Linked DNA regions of Mus musculus: region 2 is linked to region 1. A link is a loop called in an ENCODE intact Hi-C map of the cell type or tissue named here. Cell type or tissue: heart. All regions are shown on one strand. Each heading gives the region's core, and the rest is flanking DNA. Links, peaks and the distances in the headings are about the cores only.

What was found. Hi-C counts contacts between places; a loop is a spot of excess contacts. Peaks named below come from ENCODE experiments on the same cell type or tissue, not always from the same donor. Only the 100,000 strongest peaks of a DNase experiment are listed, where the experiment ranks them.
Region 2: it touches region 1 in a loop (3.0-fold over the local background); 2 of 42 quality-filtered maps call a loop at or near these places.

Annotation. Positions count from the first base shown.
Region 1 is chr14:22,746,743-22,754,185 of GRCm38, forward strand. All of the region lies in intron 5 of Lrmda (leucine rich melanocyte differentiation associated), which reads left to right. The region is part of intron 1 of Gm30926 (a long non-coding RNA gene); the gene reads right to left. Among named protein-coding and RNA genes, the nearest start is that of Gm30926, 51 kb to the right of the region's middle. In heart, for the core only: no CTCF peak of the experiment used is centred there; DNase peaks (open chromatin) are centred at 3,859 and 4,749; H3K27ac peaks cover 336 bases.
Region 2 is chr14:22,644,466-22,651,908 of GRCm38, forward strand. All of the region lies in intron 5 of Lrmda (leucine rich melanocyte differentiation associated), which reads left to right. Among named protein-coding and RNA genes, the nearest start is that of 4930405A10Rik, 110 kb to the left of the region's middle. In heart, for the core only: no CTCF peak of the experiment used is centred there; a DNase peak (open chromatin) is centred at 3,686; H3K27ac peaks cover 2,031 bases.

The DNA.
Region 1 (7,443 bases), core at 1,985-5,984:
AAACTAGTGAATTCTTTCCTTGCTACTCATCTGGAGAACAGCATATTTAAAAGTGTGACACTGCTAAATAATAGTAGACATGGTTTGCAGGTAAGTGTACCTTTAACTGATACAGTTTAAAATGACCAGAAACCAAAATGTAAAATAAAATAAAATGATGATGATGATGATGACAATGATGATTTATTTAGTGAGTATTGTCCTAAGCAGTACTCAGTTTGTTACTGACTCCTCATAACAACATCAAGGAGGTTCATGGAATGCTCTCCATTAAAAAAATAAATAAACAAATGGTACTACTAATAATAACAAAACTAATAATAAATAAACGGAAACCAAGGCTCAGAGAGACCAAGAAAATTGCCCAAGGTTGCACATCTAGTCAAGTGGCAGGTGAAAACAGAGGGAATCTTCGATCCTTTGGTAGTCTATAAAGTCCCAGAAGCCTATTCAGATTAGTGATTTATAAATAGAAAAATAAAAATATTATGAGAAAGCAGAATAATCTTCTTAAATATCTTGCTATAGAGATATGTAGGGGGTCAGTTTTGGTGATGTGAACCTTTACTCATAGCAGTCAGGAGGCTGAGACATGAGGATTGCTGTGTTCAAGATCACCTTTGGATATATAGTGTGTTCCAGTCTAGTCTGGGCTATCCAATGAGACCCTGTATTAAAGGAGGAGGTGGGGGAGAGAGGGAAGAAGGAGGAGGGAGGAGGAAGAAGAGGAAAAGCAAAAGAGGGAGGGAGGCAGGGAGATACAGAGTGAGGGACGGATGGGGTAAAATCACAGCTTCCTGATTTCTTCATTCATGGGATTCTTTGTTGATGCAAAACCAATATCTGAAAACCAATCCAATAGATGCCGTCATTCCAAAGAACTATGCTATCTGATGCAGTTCAGATACGGTCAGCCTATTTTCCAGTTCCAAACTCCTGGCCGACCTGACCTTGTGCTTAGCACTTTTTGTCATCTCTGTCTGCCAGCTCATTCCAGGTTGCATTCTTACATGCATGACCTGAGATTTCTCCATGAAAAAGAAGCCTACACAACCATGGTTCTAACATTTTTTTAGCAGAAGAAATCTTGGTTTAAATTGCATCTTCTAATGATCGTGAATAGGTAATGCGATTATGACATCAACATGGCCAAAATGCATGTAGAAGATTGAATATCTCAGGTTTCCCTCATATTCCACTGAAGTGCAGGAGGGCTGGTGAGCACTAAGGTTCTGGTCAAGCAGTTAGGGAATGCCCTGGGGAATGACCTCAGCACTCTGGCTTTCCATGTGGCATCACAAGGAAGGAAAGGCAGACTTCCAGGACCAGGACACTTGCCACTCACAAGCTTCGTGACCTAAGACACACGTGTTCCCTTATCTATAAAAACAAAACAAAAGAATTAACATCGCAGACAGTTGGGATGGCTCAATGTAGTAATGTTTATAAAATTCTTATGTAGAGTGTGATGTAAGACTATGCTTGATCAGTGATAGATTTATTATAGTAATTTATGCCATTGGCTTTCTAGGACTACTATAATGAAGTACCGCCATATGAAAACATATTCTTTTATATTTCTAGAAGTCAAAATGGTGTCAGCAGGGCTCTGCTACTTCCCAGATTCTCTAGATCAGTGGCTAGATCAACCTGTGGCAAACTTCTATTTCCAAAAACATTTACATTATGATTCATAACAGTAACAAAATCACAGTTATAAAGAAGCATCAAAAATAATGTAATGATTGGATGGTCACTACAACCTGAGAAATCATATGAAAGGGTCATAGCATTAGGAAGGGTGAGAGCCATGTTTTAGATAAATCTTACTTAGCTTCTAGGCGTTGCCTAATTCAAGCACTACACCATTGTCTGCATCTCTTACCACATGCCCTGCATCTCTTACTACCTGCCTGTCTTCTCCTTGGATATCTTCTCCCATGGTACTCTTTGATTTGTGCTTTCACATCATCTTACAAGATCAATTGCCAAGAGCTGGGGAGCAAGTTCAGTCAGTAAAGTGCTTGCTGTTATAAAAGAGAAAGAAATAAAAATATGTTATTTGGGGTGTGGTGAGGTGTGGGGGAAGGGGGTGTCTCAGTGGTCCCATGTCAAGGCATCCCTTTCCCTGGAGGGACCAGCCACAGGATGGTATACTATAGAATAGAGTTTATTTAGGGCATGGGGAGGGAAGTTAAGAGGGTAGTAGAGGCAGAGAAAGGCAGAGAGAATAGAGAGAGGCTGGCCATGAACATGTGGAGAGAGAGGGGATGGATGGGAATGGGGAAAGAGGGGGAACAAAGGGGAGAGAGACAAAGGAGAGAAGCAGTAGAGAGGAGAGAGAGAGAGAGAGAGAGAGAGAGAGAGAGAGAGAGAGAGAGAGAGGGAGGGAGGAGGGGGCAAGCATCCCTTTTATAGTGAGCCAGGCCTACCTGGCTGTTGCCAGGTAACTGTTGGGATGGAGCCCAGACAGAATACCAACATTTGCCATTGTAATCATGAAGACCTGAGTTCAATCCCCAGAATGCACATTAAAAAAATCTAAATATAATGCTATGTGCTAATAATGCCAACACTAAGCATGGAGACCCACTCCAGGCCACTGAGGGCTGTTGTTTCCAAAACCAAGGTGGATAGTACCTATGGAATCTCTCTAAGGTTGTCCCTCAGCTTCTACATTTAATGACATATATGTGCATATGTGCACTCACACCTGTAGAAAAACACATTCACACATAGACATACATGGGACACACAGAAACATACACATACACACACATGAGCACACCCATCACATTGGATTAAGGAGCCCAATCTCTAGTATAATTTTATCTTGAACCATTGTACCTGCTGTGATTATTTCCAAATGAGCTCAAACTTTCAGGCACTGAAGGTTAGTATTATCCTGCCTTCTAAGGGGATACAGTCCAACCTATAACAACTAGGGACCTTTGCAACACAAAGTCATCTGCATGACTGTACCCGGGGCTCTTTGGGTCCCCTGTCTTATGAGGCAAAGCCTTAGCCTGTCATCATACAGGTGTGTATGCTCTGTGGAATTGAGTGAGGGACAAATCAGCAATTCTCCTGTATTTCAATCCAGAGAAAACAAGTGAGTCTTAGGCCTTTGCTGAGAGCCTTGGAATAGAGAAGAGGGAAAATATCTCTAAACAGCATCGTGCATACTGCTTAGAGGTAGATGGTTCAATGCCTTTCACAACCTCTCAGCCAAGTCCACATCAGTAGACAACCAGGGTCCTCCCATCCCTAGAATGGACAAAATGTTTATTTAGCAGTTCTTAATTGAGTTGATATTTACTTATGATGGTAAGCAGATGACTAATTTATTGCTGAGTTCAAGTAGTCAGACAGTGAGGAGATCATTATGAAGAGAAATTAGAATAGAGTTCTCTGCACATAATGATATCGGGCTTGGTAACAAATACTATTACATTGTGCCCAGAACTTATTTAAATGTATTGGCCTTTTCTCTTACATTTAGTAGTGGGTGGCTATAGGTTAAGTTGACACCTGCTAACTCTTTTGGTCCTTGAAAGGGAGGCCTGGGAGATAGGCATAATTGTGTCCTTTCATATTTGGAGATGGTAGCAAGATTAGGAACAATTATGCCATTACAGAAATACTTGCGAGTAAGGAAGTCCTAAATTTCAATCATGCTATGAAATTTCTTCATAACTCAGAAATTTGGGGACCCTGTCTCTCTAAACTATGTGGCTCTGAGCCTCTTGGAAAGTTTATCTTGGCTCAAGCCTTTCTTGAGAATGCCTATAAAGAAAAGTCAGGAAGTGACATCACATTGTGATGAGAATAGGAGTTGTGGCATAAGACAGCACTTGGCTCCCATCCCAGCTGTGATGGGCAGAGGGGAGGGCCTCTAACAGGAGCCTATCCTTACCCTGGAGCCTGGGAGTATGAGTTGATTCTGAAAACAAGTCTGCAGATATAACAAAGGAGCATAGGTTGACATAGCCTTTCTGTGTGTGTGTGTGTGTGTGTGTGTGTGTGTGTGTGTGTGTACATAGATATGTGTGTACATTGCCTACATGTGTATCTGTGTACCATTTGCATGTTTGTTGCCTGTGGAGGCACCCCAGAGTCAGAGTCACACACATCTATGAGTTACCAAGTGGGTGATGGGATCAAACACTGGTCCTCTGGAGCAGCAGCTTGTGCTCTTAACCACTGAGCCATCTCCCTAGTCTGGTTTACTGCAACGTGGCACAATAGGCCAAGAGGAAAAACACTCCAGTCACAGGTCTGGGACTGAAGCTCAGTGATAGAAGTTCGTGGGCTCAATCCTTTGCTCTGAGGAAAGCAATGTAAAATAAAAACACAAACACCACCACCAACAAACACCAGCTAGACAACACATTCCTTCTCTGTTTCTGGGCAAGTCTCTTAATGTTTCTAAGCATGCTTTCTCATCTGCAAAATTTTGGTTATTGCATGCATCTCTCAGCATTATGAGGATCAGATTTCTGAAGAAGTCTTGGGAACTTACAAAGCTCAGTGCTTGGTGCATGATCGACGTGTAACACGCATTAGATTCTTTCTTCCATTGTCACCTCCCACCCTTTCCCCACACGACGTTTCGGCTTGAAGTCTCTTTCATCTACTACGCCTCCTGAAATGTCTGCAAAAGCAGCAGCCCTCCCCTGAAGAATGTTCTGTTCTTCAGGGGCTGATCTTACTGACTGTCAAATTACAAGAGATGGCATGGTACAGCTGGTGTTTTTAAGGCACTTGGGCGAGAGCCATGTGGATGTTATATTTATTTATTTATTTTCCAATGTGGTCCTAAGGCAAAGCAACAGAAGTCCGCATTGGACCCACAGCATGGCTGGCCAGCTGGGGCATGTTTCCATCACACAAGGAGGTCTCAGGGTACATTCTCAGCCACAACGAAGAGCCAGCACGTGGGAAAGTAGTACACATGATACTCTTGGGCTGCAGGAAGACGATGAAGTCAAAGACTATTTGCTGCATGTGTTGGACTCATTGAATTTAGACCTTAAGGGTCTGAACACTTTACATCCAGCCCCCCATAGGTGGAAATGGCTGGATTAGAACTCAGAATGGGACTCACTCAAATGTCTTTTCTTCTTCTGAGGCATCAGGAAGAGAGAACATTCACAAGAAAACCAGGCAAGAAACAAAGTTGATTTCTGTCACGCATGGCTTTGTGATCCCAGGCCAGACATTCACTTTCTCAGAGGTGTTGTACATGGAGTAGTTGAGTAGATCATTTCGTCGTTAACTTTGCATCACTTTTGGGGGAGTCAACATGATCTCCATGAGCTTGACTCACATCTGTGTGCCATGATTCCTGAAGGTAGGAGAACTGTGGCAGAACAGGGATCTGTCATGCCTTCTCCTGTGTACACCTAGGACATTCAGTAGTCACCAAGAGGAAAGTGAGAGACTTCCTAAAGGTCCTGAAGTTTCCATGGCACGGTTCTTCGGAGTTGTCTGTGTCTTTGACATACTTGCCATCTTCAATGGCACTGGGAAGTCACAGTCTAATAAAAATAAGTAGAGAAGCCCCTGGGCATGTGATGACTGTGTTATGATGCATTAGCATTCCGCCATAAGCATAAAATACCCGAGGTAAGTCTTTTAAAGAGAAAAAGTTTGCTTTGGCAAACAGTTTTAGAAATTCCAATTCATAGTGTGTTGGCCCCAATACTTTGAGTCTACAGTGAGTAGAGAAGGTACTTGAAACAAATGGCTTCTTAAGAGCTAGAGTATACAAAGTGTTCCCCTTGAGGGCACAGTCACAGTCGTCTAATGTCTTCCTCCTCATCCCCCCTCACATTCTAAAGATTCTACCATTCTCTGGTAGTGGCTTCCTGGGCACCAAGACTTTCCTATATGAGCTTTAGTGAACTTTGAATGTTGTCTTTAGGACATTAGGCTCCCACCCCACACCCTTTGATTTTCGTGTTTGTATACTTCATATTTTACCAACTCCTGGCACTAATGTTTTATTACTAGCAAGAGGGAATGAAATAGGTGCTTGAAAAGCATCTGAGAAACCCATCCCCACCAAGAAACAGCTCCTTAAATTCCTATTATGGAGAAGAACTTTATCCCCATTTCATACACCCTAAGGCATGAAGAGACTCGGCAGATTGACTGGAGTCACTACCATAAAGAAGGACTAGGAATTGAGACCATCTCTGCCTCAAGGCCAGGGACTTCTTCACCTGTGGATTTATTGCTATTAGTAGGTGTGTGTTATATACAAAACACTGGGCTAATATGGAGCAGCAATGGAGGCATGAGAGAATGAAGTAAATAGTTACATCTTATCTTTTAAACTTTCCATCTCTTCAGGAAAATGAAGGTAACATAAAAACAACACATAAGCTAGTAATTTCACCAACATCATATTTAAAGATATGATAATAACAGTTCACACCCACTGTGCAGTTAGTGTGTACCATGTAATAAAGATGGTATAAGCATTGTCTAAATGATCACCATGATCATGCATCCATATGCTACAGATGAGGAAACAGAGGCACAGAAAGACCTGGGAGTTTGACCAAAGTCTATACGCTGATGCTTTAATACCAATGTCCTTATCTACCAAATAAGGCAACTCCAGGCCCAACTGAGGCTCACCAGGAAGAGATATAGAGTTCTCTAGTAGCCACAAAAAGGAACCAGAACTTGAAAGCCCAGAAGGGACTTGATATCCCATGGGGCTGTTTTCTGGGAGTGTGAGACAGAACCTCACTGGAGTATTAAAGCTTTTCTGGTATACCTACTTTCTATTTTCTTAGTTAACAGCGGGTTTTTTTTTCCCCCAAGCCTGCATTTTAACCTCCTGAGAATTCCCTTTGAAATGACAGGGCCACTAGAAGTTATTTTGGGGGGCATATCTTCTGGTGGGAAGCAGAGCTTGAAACTGGGGATGCAGGGAGAGTCTTTCTAATCTACAGCTCTTTGTGGACCAGGGATGGGATCTGAGGCTGTTGGGTCCTGCAGCCTTTCCCAGAGACCACATAGGAACGAGCACAGCTGACTCATGGCCTTGTATCCTCCAAGCTGCCATTAATTTTTCAAAGAAGAACCCTGCCAACTTTACTGACCCTGAAAAAGGTATATGCAACTGAAGCAAGAAGGCTTGATGGAAGAGGTGATGCTGTTCTTTTCTGGTCGTGTAGGCACCCATGATCCTTATGATTAGAGACTGAATGACTTTGGAGTAATAAGTGAGTGTAAAGTTGGGATATGATGGGAAACACAGAGGGACAGGCCACAAACAGCAGAGCTGAGAAAGGCTTAGAAGCAATCTGGTCACAGATTGCAGTTGGGTCTGGTGGCTGCGTAGTTTAAACAAGATGATGAATGTCAAAATCCCTGACAAGGGCATGCATTCTGCAGGTTACCCGTTCAGCATGGGAATAGTTTTAA
Region 2 (7,443 bases), core at 1,226-5,225, 100 kb before region 1:
TACCTCTGAGCCCAGCTGTGTGACGTTTCTTTGTAAAATATGTTTAATCTCTTCAAATGCCTATGAGTCACACACTAATAATAGTCATATATTTTCTCTTTATTGCCTACAAGGCCAGACATAGTTTAATACATTTCATCTTCTTCTTGAGCAGTGGGAGCCTAGTACTGAAAGGACAGAAAGGATGGAAAAATGTGGCCATCAGAACATTGCCCTGTTCTTGTTCTTATTCCCAGGAGTGGCCATAGCCTTCCCTCGATGAACAGTCATAAGCTCCAGGAACATGGCAGTGCTATGGTCATCCTCTCAGCTATCTCTCTCCTATGGATAGCTGTGACCTGTCTGTTTCTCCCCTCCTCACATGCAAGTGGAGATAATCATTTGATGCCCTCTGTGTAGCCTTGGCTGTCCCGGAACTCACTCTGTAGAACAGGCCCCCATTCTTGTTGGCATCTTTTGGTCTGCTGATAAATAAATGTTCGGTGCAGCCCCAGGAGAAATCTTCTGTTTTGTAAAACACACAGTTCTATCAGTCAAACCTGCCTCCTGTCCACAATGAGGTCCTCCACCCATCTGATCAATGACATCAGTTTTCTGCTTTAGACTGCAGAGTTCGCCTCTCCCTCACAATTCAGGTTTCCTTATCACCCTTGGCCTGATCTTTAAACTGAGTTCCCTCCAGCCTCTTCTATCCCCTTTAGTGTGGGACTTTTTAAAAGCTCTGTCTATTCCCATAATGCCCCTCTTCTTTCCTTCTGTTCAATTGGTAGCTTACTCCAGTCTGCCTTCCTGTGGATTTGCTGCCTCTCCCCCTTTATTTCCTGAGCTAGCATTATTCCCAGGGATGTCCCTATTACTATACCAAAGATGCCTTTCAGTGCCCCTCTTAGCTATTTAGCATCATTGGAAGCCTTCTCTTCTTCTGGGGGATGGAGGCAGTATCACTGGGTATTGAATATCAAGCTCCATGCTTTCTAGAAAACACTGAACCAATTATGTGCAGCCCAGTCCTCTTTACATTCTTTGTTGTTGTTTGTTTATTTTTGTTTTGGGGGGGATTTCTTTTTAGAGACAGAGAGAGACTCACTAAGTTGCTTATGTTGTCCTTGAACTCACTCTGCAGCCCATGCAAGCAATGGGCTTAGGGCTTCCTTTTCTCAGCCTCCCTGGTAGCTGGGATGTCAGGCCTGGCCACACCCTTCTTGAGCCACTCTCTTTCCTTGACTCTTGGGACACATGTACCCTCCCAACCATGAACCAGCCCATGCCAGTGAATGTGGAAGTCTCTCAATGATGAGTCAAGTGCCTGTTTCCCTCAGACTGTGCTGTCCCTGTTGGAGGTCTCCTTCATGTCCAGGGTTTTGGTGGGAACCGTGTAAATGTCAAGGAGGGAGTCCTCCTCTGAGCTGGTCTCCGCAAGGACCAGCCTAGACTTCTTGACAAGTCTCCATGTTCCCAAACTCCTGACATTCTTCATGCTCACAGCTGGTCTGCCTTCATATATCCTGGGCTCTTGGGGGCCAGCTCTGCCACCTCATTCATCTGTGTAAGTTGAAAATTTGGGCTGGTCAGTTCATCCCAACATCACCCCATTTTCTTCACTCTCCTTTTCCCCAAGCCACACAGTCTATTCTTTATCATCACCCTAAGCGTTAAGACCACTTTATGGAGTGACTTTGGTTAAGTCCTGGATCATTACGAAGCCTCTGAAGAGACCCACTTCCATCATCTTTGCCTCTGTCATGGCCTCCTCTGCCTCTTTCAATAGTTCCTTGCCAAATTAAAAAAACAAACAAACAAACAAACAAAAAACAAAACAAGGCATCCTTCTGCTTCAACTCTTGCATAGGCTTAGTCTTGCTTTTAGTATAAATATATTATGTGCCACCCTCTGGCACCTGCAGTGCTCCTGCCACCTACTCTAGCTACAAGCCATCCATTTTTATCTATTTTTATCCCTGGCACGAATCCCTCACCTCTGCAGCCCCTGGATGCTACTCCCTAACCCCCAGGGACCTCTGCCCCTGCTATTTCTCTGCCTGAAACTCTTGAGATACTTTCTCTTAGAACCCAGCTCACCTGTCTTTCTCCTGCTCCAAGATCAGATCTCGGCTCTGCTATGGATACTCAAAGCAGCATGCTTATTTTTCCTTCATCCCATTGCCTTTGTAATGGAAAGTGTGCTTCCTGTGTCATTTTGCTCTTGTGTTTCCTTATCTAATCTTTTAAGTAACTTAAGCCAGGGACTGCATAGCCCCGCCCCCTCACCCCATCTTATACCTCCATTGCCTGCCCACCGTCATGCTTAGACCACACTGAGACTCAATAGTGATCTCCTGAATGACTAAAGCATTTGGGGAGAGAACAATGTAATCTATGACTTGGCTGTAAAACCTGAGCTGTCCTGTAAGCGAGCACACCTAAACATCAAGCTCCAGGCCACCACGTCAGAACCAAGAAAGTGCGGGTGAGCATCAAGCACGAGGCTCTCCGTGCACATTCTGTGCGGTTGTACAAACATGTCAGGGTTTAGTAAATCACATTTGTTTCATTTAAATAACTTCTGACCAAAATAATAACACAGCTTTAGAAAAAGACATTAGGTACCCACTTTTGAAGAGTTTGTATAATTTAACACACAAGAAAGCCTTTAGTGTAATTATGTGCAGACATATACAAAGGATCAATGCTATTTATTTGGGCCACCCCCACCATGAAGAAGAAGAAGAAGAAGAAGAAGAAGAAGAAGAAGAAGAAGAAGAAGAAGAAGAAGAAGAAGAAGAAGAAGAAGAAGAAGAAGAAGAAGAAGAAGAAGAAGAAGAAGAAGAAGAAGCTCTAGCCATGCCTCAGCTTGCTGCATTAATTCTAATTTAGAAAATCTCCCCCACCGATGTGGGTAGGGGTTCCCATGGGGGCTCATCTTTTCCTCGTGTCAAAATTAGTCATTTAAATTAGAACCACGTTGGATAGCCTGGGTGCAGCCAATGTTGCGGCTCCAGTCCAGGGAGCAGTTAAATGTAGCCACCTGAAGTTGATTAAAACTTCACCTGTCAAAGCCAGTATGCCCACATTTGAAAATCTTTAATGTAATTAAGAGAAGCACATTATGGGAGGTCAAGTGACTTTCCTTTTGAATTCTACTTCTAATCTGTCGTCAGATGGGTGGAAATTGCCAGCTGAAAGAATTAATGGAAGCTACGAGAAGGAGTGCAGGCGGGGGTAGGGGAGTGGGAGGGGGAAGAAGCTGGTGGCAGGAAAGCCAGATGGAGGTTCTGCCTCCTTGCTGAGGTGAATAAGGAGTTTAGGGGAGCCCTAGCTTCTGCCATGAGACCTGGGGTGGAGGGTCCATGTGTCCTCACTGTGTGCACATCAGGGACTATAGGGTAGGGGCCTAAGGGTAGCTGCACAGCTCTCTTGCTTATCACCAAGGGAGATCTCTGGCCAGAACAGCCTGGACAGGCAGAGTGGAGCTGGCGCCGGCCTTCATCACCCTTCACTCAGTACTGCCTGATTAACATCACGGTTCAGCTTGCCTCTTGCACTGATCCCCACAAAGAGCCTGAGAAGGAGGGCAGGCACAAAGAGCCTCCCACTGTCCAGCCTCTGACCCCAGGCTGTTCCTCGGGAAGTACTTCTCCCAGGTTGGCAGCCATCAACACCTTAGGGGTGGGGAAGACCCACAAGGCCTGGGTGTGACCCTTTATTTCCTTCTGGGCCTACGGTTTCCTGGCCTGCTAAAGCCATCTCTCACTGTACTGGGTGTGGCCCAGCTCTGGAGATCCTAGTGCAATTTCAATACCAGAGTGCTGCCTTTGGAGATTAAATTACCCAGGGCTTTGCTGTGTGTTCTAGCCTGAGGGTGTTAGGGTGCCGTTGACAGAAGGCAGAGCATTTCTCCTTGCTGCCCCCCTAGCCCCACCCCTATTCTTTACACTTCGAATTTGTGTACATTAGTGGAGGTATGTGTTTGAAAAAGGGTTACATCTGTCAGAATGTTGCCACTGAAGATCTGCCCCCTTCCTTGGAAACTGACGTGAGAATAAGCAACACATGACATTTTGGCTAGGCTCCCGAAGAACAAAGTTTCCAAACTGGAGGACTTAGGCCACTCCCCTTTGACTTCTTCCTGCAACTTAACCAGGGGCAGAAGGCTTCAGGAAAGAGGGGGGCATGATGGTGGTGGTGGTGGTGGTGGTGGTGGTGGTGGTGGTGGTGGTGGTGGTGGTGGTGGTGGTGGTAGCATTTGAATTTTCTAGTCAACAGTGTCTCTGATGTTGTCTGGGAAGTGTGAACGTCTCCACGGTAGGTAGGATATACACAGTCTTTGGGACAGAGTGGACAGTCAGGTCAAGTTGAAATACGCATAGGCATCTTGGACTGTCTTAGACAATTGAGCATGTGCCCCAGAGGGTCTTTTAAGTTACTAGAATTAAGGGAGAGGTCACAAAGCGAATAAGCGGTTCTTAAAAGGGTCTCAGGGAGCCTCTTCTCATTCTTGTCTCTGCTTACATGTTCTTGGGCTTGGAGGCCTGCTAGTCTCCGATGAAAAAGAGAAACCAATGTTGGGATGGAAGAAAGATGGTAGGGAAGCGAGTGAAAATCCAATCTGAAACTGCCTTAAAGTTAAGTGAGGAAATCTGAGGAGAGGCATAGTCAGGAATCTTCCCTGTCCACCATGCTGCCTTTCTTGGCCAATAAGAAGATGCCTTCCCATCTCTCCCTGCTTCCTGCCTCCCTCCCAACACCGCCTCCCGCCCCCCACCAAACAAAAAACAAAACAAAACCAAACAAAACAACCGGAGCAGTGTTTCCGAACACAACTCCTTGTCTCCAGGTAAAAGCCAGCACAAGGTGGTGATGGGGGAGCAGGTTACCCCTCAGCTCCAGCTCCCCCACCCCCCTACCCCCTGCTTCCTCAGCCCCAAGGTCACAGGTAAAAGTGAAGAGTTCTTGCCAGCTTCTCTCAAAGAAGAAAGCTGTCTGCTTGCCATGGTAACCTTTTCCCAGGTCTGGGGCTGTGAGGATGAGGTACAAAGTTCACAGAGCTTCTCATTGTGAGCTCTTTTAATCGTGCCCCCCCACCCTACCCCATCCCAAAGCCACGGAGGCTGGTTTACAGCAGTATTTAAAGCTAAGATGCCAAATGAAAAGTTCCTCTTTTAGGTTGGTGCTTATACAAAGCTGCTTTGTGGTTTTTCTCGGCCTGTCAGACTTGTCAGGCCTAGTAAGAAAAAGTATATTGTTTCCAGCACTTGGATTCCTTTCTCCCTGACATCTGCCACTCTGTAAAGATGATAAATTCCTGCCTCATTAGCCAAGGGTGTGGGATTACAGGCTGACAACACATTAATCACCAGCCTCGGTGGCAGGCTGACTAGCAATAGGCATTGTTAACAAAACTTTTCTAATATGTCACTCTTCTCTATGACAGCGTGTAATCAATCATTGTGATTGACGGCGCTGATAGATTACACTATTTATACTTTGTGTAATGAAAGATAGTGTTTCCACCTACTGTCATTTCTGGACTAGTGACAGAGGATCGGTGAATGGAAACAAACACAACAACAGGGCAAGCCCTCATTGCCCCCCAAAATATCTACAGAAGTCTCCCACCTTCCCAAGCCTGGAGTCTAGTTCCTATTTCTGGAAATGAACACAGCCTCAGGACAGGACCTTCCTTGGTGGTGATTGTGGGATAAGACGTGATGGTGGGCAGTGCCTGGAAGGATACAGGCACTGTGGATCTTCAGGGAGGGCTGGTTGCAATGGGCATAGTCCCAGATTCTGTTAGGTCAAGTTGATACAGGTAGATTCCCTAGGCGGCTCTCTGTCGGCTTAAGCATGTACCACTGAGCCCGGGCGCTCCTCCTCTCCTGCCAGATGAGAGATGATTTAGATGTTGATAAAATATTTGTTCTCTCATGACTCTGAGGGCAAATATTATCCTTGTTGCCCATAATTGTACAGCACTTCATAAGTCAACAGCACCCGGAGTGAGCAAAAAGCCAACAGTGGGAGGGGGCGGGCAGCTGCTGCTGCAGGCTCTGGCTGGGACCTGTTTCTCCAGCCCTTTGAAGCCCAGAGAGTTACAATCCAGAGGGTACTAGGGACTGGGACAAACCAGCAATGCATTCTGCTCTCTTGTACCAGGTATTTCTGGGGTGTTCTTCCCATCATTTTTATTTTGGTCTAAAACAAATTTGTAAAGGATGCAGGCTATTTTTGACCCACTGGAAGCTCTCCTTTCAGCATAGTGGCAAGTGCGGGTGACGTGGGGCTGCTGGCGCCTTCTGAGTGGGGAGGGCTTTTGCTGCCAGGGAACCATTACTCAGCTGCCTGCGCCTCCGCCCCTTTGAAGAAACCGTTGACAAATATTTTGCTTAACTTTCCTTTGCTGTTGACAAAACAGGGACGTCCTTTTCCTTAGTTCTTTGAGGTGGTTCAAGAGCTCCTCCGTCCTTCCGGGTTTTTTGTTTGACTTCCCAGATCTGATGGTCCCCAAACTTCCCATTTCATGGGAGGTTGAGCTTTGTGTCCCTGAATTGTGAGATGGTTAGAAAGGTGAGAAGTAGAAAGAGATGGGGGGTGGGGGGTTGTGTGTGTGTGTGTGTGTGTGTGTGTGTGTGTGTGTAGCTGCGTGCAGTTGGTAGGCATCAGACCCTTGCAGTCACCCTGACAGTTGGCAAAGCAGGAGGAACCTGAGACCTCCCCCTGGTGAAACTTTTAGAGGAGCTTGCAGTGGGAGGAGGCATGGGGAGCCAGTGAGACTAAACTTTAATCTCTCTGTGAAGTTTGAGTGAGCCTAGATGATTAATGAGAGGGCAGGCCGTCTGATTAAGCCCTTCCGAGTCATGAGACATGATTAGTAGGTGACAGGGACGGTAACAGTATCCAGCCAAACCCTTGTTTCTTTCACGGCTCCGGCTGTTATATGATTAATGTCCCCAAGGGCTATCTTGAGGTCAGGCAGGGGAACCTGTCAGAACAGGTGGAAGTGACAAAATGGGCAGAAAGTCCTTAGGGGGGATGAGAGCGATGAGGGAGAGAGTGGAGGGGGCAGGGTAGCCAGATGGAGCCTGCGACCTTTCTGTGATCCGAGCAGGCACAGGAAGCTTTGTGGGAATGGAAACAGGGAAGAGTCACAAAACTGCAGATGTTTCCAGGTCCTTGGTGCATCAAGGCCTGCCAGTTTGGACTTGAGGAGAGCGCCTCCTGACACGCTAGTCTTTGCACATGGTTTGTGTTTGGAGCTGGACTGGGCTGGAACCACTCTGGGCCCTGCAGGATTAATGTGGGGCACCCACACCTGTGCCTGTGAGTGCTGGAGCAAGTGGCTCGCTCAGGGGATTAACTGGGCAGAGTTGATATTTCAATCCACCGCCGCTTTTTGAGGCCAACATAGCTACAGGGTCTTGAATGCACTCCTTGAGAAAGTTGATA